Regions from separate parts of the Homo sapiens genome. Here region 2 is linked to region 1. Evidence: chromatin contacts called from ENCODE Hi-C or POLR2A ChIA-PET data. All regions are on one chromosome and are shown on one strand. The core of a region is the stretch at or near the end of the contact, and the rest is flanking DNA. Distances in the headings are between cores, read along the strand shown. Region 1 has its middle 260 kb from the start of LINC01911. Region 2 has its middle 440 kb from the start of LINC01911.

Region 1 (2,700 bases), core at 90-2,589:
CTCCCTCGCTCCCTCCCTCCCTCCCTCCTTCCCTCCTTCCCTCCCCTCCCCTCCCCTTCCTTCTCTCTTTCCTTCCTTCCTTCCTTACTTCCTTCTTTCTTTCTTTCTTTCTTAACAAGCTCTCCTGTTGGTTCTGATGCAGTAGGTGACCCATGTATCATACTAGAAACACTCATGGGACTTCAATTATTATTCTCAATATATAATATTAGCTATTGTTCCCTTACCCATGGAAGCCTAGGAAAAATAATGGATGGTAAAAAAGGTAGAATAATAGTCACCTTTGTGATGATTTTGGCCATTGATCAGATTTTAAAAATAGAATCTACAGAAGACCAAAGTCCAATCCAGGAGACAAGAAAAAGGCTAGGTTGCTAAATCCAAGGAATAAGCAAAGAATTGCAACATAACACTGAGTGGCTAATGCAAAAGCTGTTGTTCAGATCCAGGATGAGAGATTATCATACAGATATTTCCATACTAAATTAAAGGAGCAGGAGTAGTCAGGACGGCTAATGAATAAAAAATGTATGCTGTAAATAGTCAGAGGAAATAGGTCTAGAGAAATTCTCAAGCTTTATAATGAGCAATTACAGTGGTTTTTTTGAGCTCCCAGGGATAAGCAAAAGAAAAGTGGATGGAAAGTTTCTGAAATACTTCTCTAAGAGCTGGATCCATATTTCTAGCTGCCAATTAAACACTGCCACTTGATTATCACAGAGGCATCACAAACTAAAATTTTGCAAATCTGAACTTACTACCTTCCCTAATAATCAGATGCCTATTCTTTTAATCTCTGCTCCCATTAAAAATATTACTCTCCAACCACTTTCCCCAACAAGAAGCCTTAATCATCCTGCACCCCTCTTTTGAATATCTAACCTCAACTTCTGGCTTTACCATAGCCAGGGTTATGGTATATATAAAACAAGACAGAGACTTAAAGCACCTAGAGTAGTGCCTGGACAGTGTGTATTTCAATAAATGTTATTACGTTGCTGCAAAAGTAATTGCGGAATAGTTCAACCTTTTCCTCTTTAGCCACACTGAGCTACTTGTTACTTGCTCTCTGAAATTCACATCGCTTTGCACATACTGTTTTATCTGCCTAATGACTTTTCCTGATTGACCTTCTAGGTAACTGTTCCAGAAGACCCAACCCAAACACTATCTTCTCTGTTATACCTTCTAAGATCTCACCATATAACTCCATTATGGCACTTAAACTTGATTGAATTATAGCTGTTTATCTGTGTTTCTACCCATTAGACTAAGCGAAACAGATTGCACTTTGTGAGAGCCCCAGCCACATTCATCTCTGTGTCACAGGTATTTCTCCAAACTACTTTAGCCTGAGGCTATATGAAAGGATTTCATAATCACATATCTGAAATTGTTGCTAGACTTCCCTGTGACTTCAGGCTTTATCCAAGGCCCCTTTCCTAGTTTTAGTGTATGTGCGTGATCTCAAAAACAGCTCATGACATGCAGCCAGTCTCTATTTTATATTTGAGTTCTTGGCCCACCCACCTACTGAGGTACTGCCCAACCACGCCAAATGATGTTGCATTTTTAGTGCTGGTGACGCTGCCCAAGATGCCACATCCATCCTTCTGCTAGCAGCACCAGTGCTACTTCTCCACCACCATCTCACTGAAGCAGATATCTATTGTCTTTGTCCAGAACCTTAGCCACTCTTCTGGTAACAGAAACCCTTTTTCCAGCTCAGAATCCACTCCCTGTGGCCACCTAGATTTGCTAAACAGAATTCTCTATTCTCATTTCATCCTCAAGAAGTGATTCAGGAATGAGTATGTGAACCATGCCAAGCCCTCACTAAGACTATTCTAAACAAAACAGCTATGAGCCTGAGGCTGGCAACCATCTTACCTGCCACATGGAAACAGCATGCTTGCAAAATGAAGTTACACAGACCAGCAAGGCCTGGAGAATGAGCTCTAGCCCCTGAAATCTGACATATGAGACAATTCATTTTTTTGTGGTTTAGAGTAGGATTTCCATCACTTGTCACTAAAGAATTCCAATACCTTCTATTACCATTTTAGCATAAAACACAGACTGCTTGTCACTTGAGGAAGTAGCATCCATGCATTGCCAGGACTGAGCCCCAGAATGCTTCAACCCTCTCCTTTCATGGCCAGATGTGTCATTTCCCTTTCCTTTCTTCTGACCAGTGTGAATCCAATCTACAAACCTGTGAGCCTTAGCTCTCTGTCATCCACTACAGGCTGCTGCTCTACAGTTGCTATTTTGTTTCAGTTTTTAAAGGATGAATGTGGAGTTCAATCCTCTTTCTTAATCCTTTTTCAGAGGCCAGGGGTTGGATAACTTTTTCTGTAAAGGGCAAGATAATAAATATGTTATACTTTGCTGGCCCCAACTACCTGTGTCACTACTACTCAACTCTACCAATGTGGACAGAGACAATACAATAAATGAGCATTATTGTGTTCTGAAACAACCTTATATATGGACACCAAAATTTGAATTTCATAAAATTTTCACGTGTCACAAAATTTTTATTATTATTTTTTCTAATTATTTAAAAATGCAAAACATTCTTAACTTGCGAGTCATATAGAGACTATAGGTTGGCCACTCCTGCTATAGGTCCAAGAGTTCTCCCCCTGTCTCCCAAAACCATTTTCTCTTCCCTCATGCCTAGCCAACTCTCTTCAC
Region 2 (2,700 bases), core at 8-2,507, 180 kb after region 1:
AAAGGTTCTCTGGTTGGAGGTAATGTTAGGTGGGATATCATGATAAGGCATAAATGTAAGTCAAAAAGTGGTAATGCTCTCTGAAGTCCTCCAGGCAAGAAAGAAAAACCTGTTCCTGAAATTTGAGAATATTCCTAAGAAAATAAAGCACTCCTTTAGCCATGAAGGAAGAGATCAAATGTAATCAACTGGCTACCAGGTAGACAGATGAAGCCTCCAGGAATTGCTCCCATATCAATACTTGACTTTAGGCTCTCTTGGCAGGTGGGAACTCAACAGTGGCAGTCACAACAGGAGCCTGGGCAAGACCATGTTGTTGAGTGTATAAGGCTTATTTTCTGATTAAGATGCAGTCTTCTAAGACCAAAGAGATTCAGAGAAAAAGGTCGAGAACTATGCGCCAAGTCTGGCTTAATTTAGGCTTTAAAAATATCCAACCTCTCTTCTAAAATACAGTACCCAGATACCTCAAAGTTTTCCAAGAAAGGGGATAATGGATTCCTAATTCAAGTAAAGGCAGGGAAATATGTGACGATTCAATTCATCAGGCCCCTACCCATGTGGAGGATCTCTTCCTCTTGCAAATTTTGGAGGTTATAGGTTTTTTATTAAAAGACAAGTTGGGTAGAAGATATTGCATATTGGATGAGTTGCAATCCCCCAACCTCTCTTTCAGCATTGTTTCTATTCTACAGGCTCTCTATATACAAATTGTGGTCCACATATCAAGAGTATTGTTATCACCTGTGATCTTGTTGGCATTGTTCTACAGACCTAATAATCAGAATCTGCAGTATAACATGATCCCCAGGTGATTTAGATACATACTAAATTTTGAGAAGTACTGCTACAGACTTCTTTTCCCAGTATCCTGTCATAGAGTTTGTTGCACGACCTATGTTCTGCCAAGCAGATACACCTGCATGTGTGCAAGACTTGGAGAAATAAACTGAACAATTTCACATAGCAGTAGTTTTCAAACTTTAGCCTGTATCAGAAACACACATCATTAGGCCTCATGCCCAGAGTATCTGATTACATAGGTCTGGAGCACGGTAAGAGAATTTGCATTTCTAACAAGTTACCAGGTGATGCTGATACTGCTAGTTCAGGGACCACACTTTGAAAACTGCTCTCAAACAGCATCGTGGCAGGGGTGTTTGGTTCTTCTGAGGCCAATAGCAGTGACAACACTTGCCCAATGCAACATCCTTCTGATTGTGGCAGAAGCACTGGGGTTCTGAGGCCAATGGCAGCAGCAGCTTCCTTAGCAAGCCAGTTTTTCAGTGTGGTTCTGGGCATCGTTCCCAGAAGCTCAGCCTAGAGTCTGTACTTTTAACTTTCCCAATAATTTTGTGAACTATCATAAATCCCTTTCCAACTAAACTTGTTAGGTCAGATTCTGTTGCCTACAACTAAGAACCTGGCCAATGTTTCTCATACATATACTTAGCAAAGAGGTCTTAGAGATTATTTTTATTGTTGAGCCCACTTCACCTTGAAAGGCCAGCAGACAAAAGGGACAAGACTTAGCTAAAGCCTTAGTCAAAAATAAAGAGTATATTTAAATAGTGTCTCCTGCGTCATATATTTTAGGAACCCAATCACAGTAGCAGGTGACTGGAGTCTGACTGCAGCACAGGTGAAGAATTCTCAGCATCTAGCATTGTCCAGAGGACCTAACCTCAATTCCTGAGGCATGACTAACATCTGCATTATGTAAAGCTTAATATAGTGATTAAAAAGATCACATTTTAGGCTGGGCACGGTGACTAATGACTCTAATCCCAGCACTTTGGGAGGCTGAGGCGGGTAGATCACCTGAGCCTAGCTAGGAGTTTGAGACCAGCCTGACCAACATGGTGAAACACTGTCTCTACTAAAAAATACGAAAAAAAAAATTAGATGGACATGGTGGTGCTCACCAGTAATCCCAGCTACTTGATGCTGAGGCACAAGAAGAATCACTTAAACCCGGGAGGCGGAGGTTGCAGTGAGCCAACATCACACCACTGCACTCCAGCCTGGGCAACAGAGCAACACCCTGTCTCAGGAAAAAAATGAAAGAAAGAAAAATCACATTTTATTTATTTTATTTATTTAGAGACAGAGTCTCGCTCTGTTGGCCAGGCTAGAGTGTAGTGGCATGATCTCGGCTCACTGCAACCTCTGTCTCCCAGGCTCAAGCAATTCTCCTGCCTCAGCCTCCTGAGTAGCTGGGATTACAGGTGTGTGCCACCACACCCGGGTAATTTTTGTATTTTTAGTAGAGGCAGGGTTTCACCATGTTGGCCAGGCTGGTCTCGAACTCCTGACCTCGGGCAATCTGCCTGCCTTGGCCTCCCAAAGTGCTGGGATTACAGGCGTGAGCCACCGCACCCGGCCATAAAAGATCACATTTTAAATATCCATTGAGAAGAAATCTCTGTTGGGTATCCAAACCATATCATGAATTAGCAATGAAAGGCTTGACTTTTGATCATGCATAAACATATATTTAAAATAATCTTTCACAGCTAATGAGGCTAATTATATGTACTAACTAATCTTCCTCTGAAAAGCAGGGCTTGCAACTGAATTATGACACCACTGTTGAGTTCTGGCTTTCCAAATACTACCACACAACTGTTGATTAGGCAAAGCTGAGTTCATTGCTTACAACATAAGGCAGGATGCCCCTCCCCTACAAAAGTGCCTTGG

What was found. Hi-C counts contacts between places; a loop is a spot of excess contacts on that map. ChIA-PET counts read pairs that join two places held with the same protein, here RNA polymerase II (POLR2A).
Region 2: a map of PC-9 shows a loop between it and region 1 (2.0-fold over the local background). The contact joins two enhancer-like sites. A Hi-C loop is called at or near these places in 1 of 168 maps with a recorded cell type or tissue (PC-9). POLR2A ChIA-PET finds 5 or more read pairs at or near these places in 2 of 52 experiments (H1 and PC-9).

What each region holds. Positions count from the first base shown.
Region 1 is chr2:147,098,697-147,101,396 of GRCh38, forward strand. No RefSeq gene overlaps it. Among named protein-coding and RNA genes, the nearest start is that of LINC01911, 260 kb to the left of the region's middle. Within about 2 kb of position 1,340, at least 3 of the 41 ENCODE cell types and tissues checked have a DNase peak (open chromatin) inside an H3K27ac peak, as active enhancers do; they include PC-9, where a contact is called at or near this core.
Region 2 is chr2:147,277,419-147,280,118 of GRCh38, forward strand. No RefSeq gene overlaps it. Among named protein-coding and RNA genes, the nearest start is that of LINC01911, 440 kb to the left of the region's middle. Within about 2 kb of position 1,258, at least 3 of the 41 ENCODE cell types and tissues checked have a DNase peak (open chromatin) inside an H3K27ac peak, as active enhancers do; they include PC-9, where a contact is called at or near this core.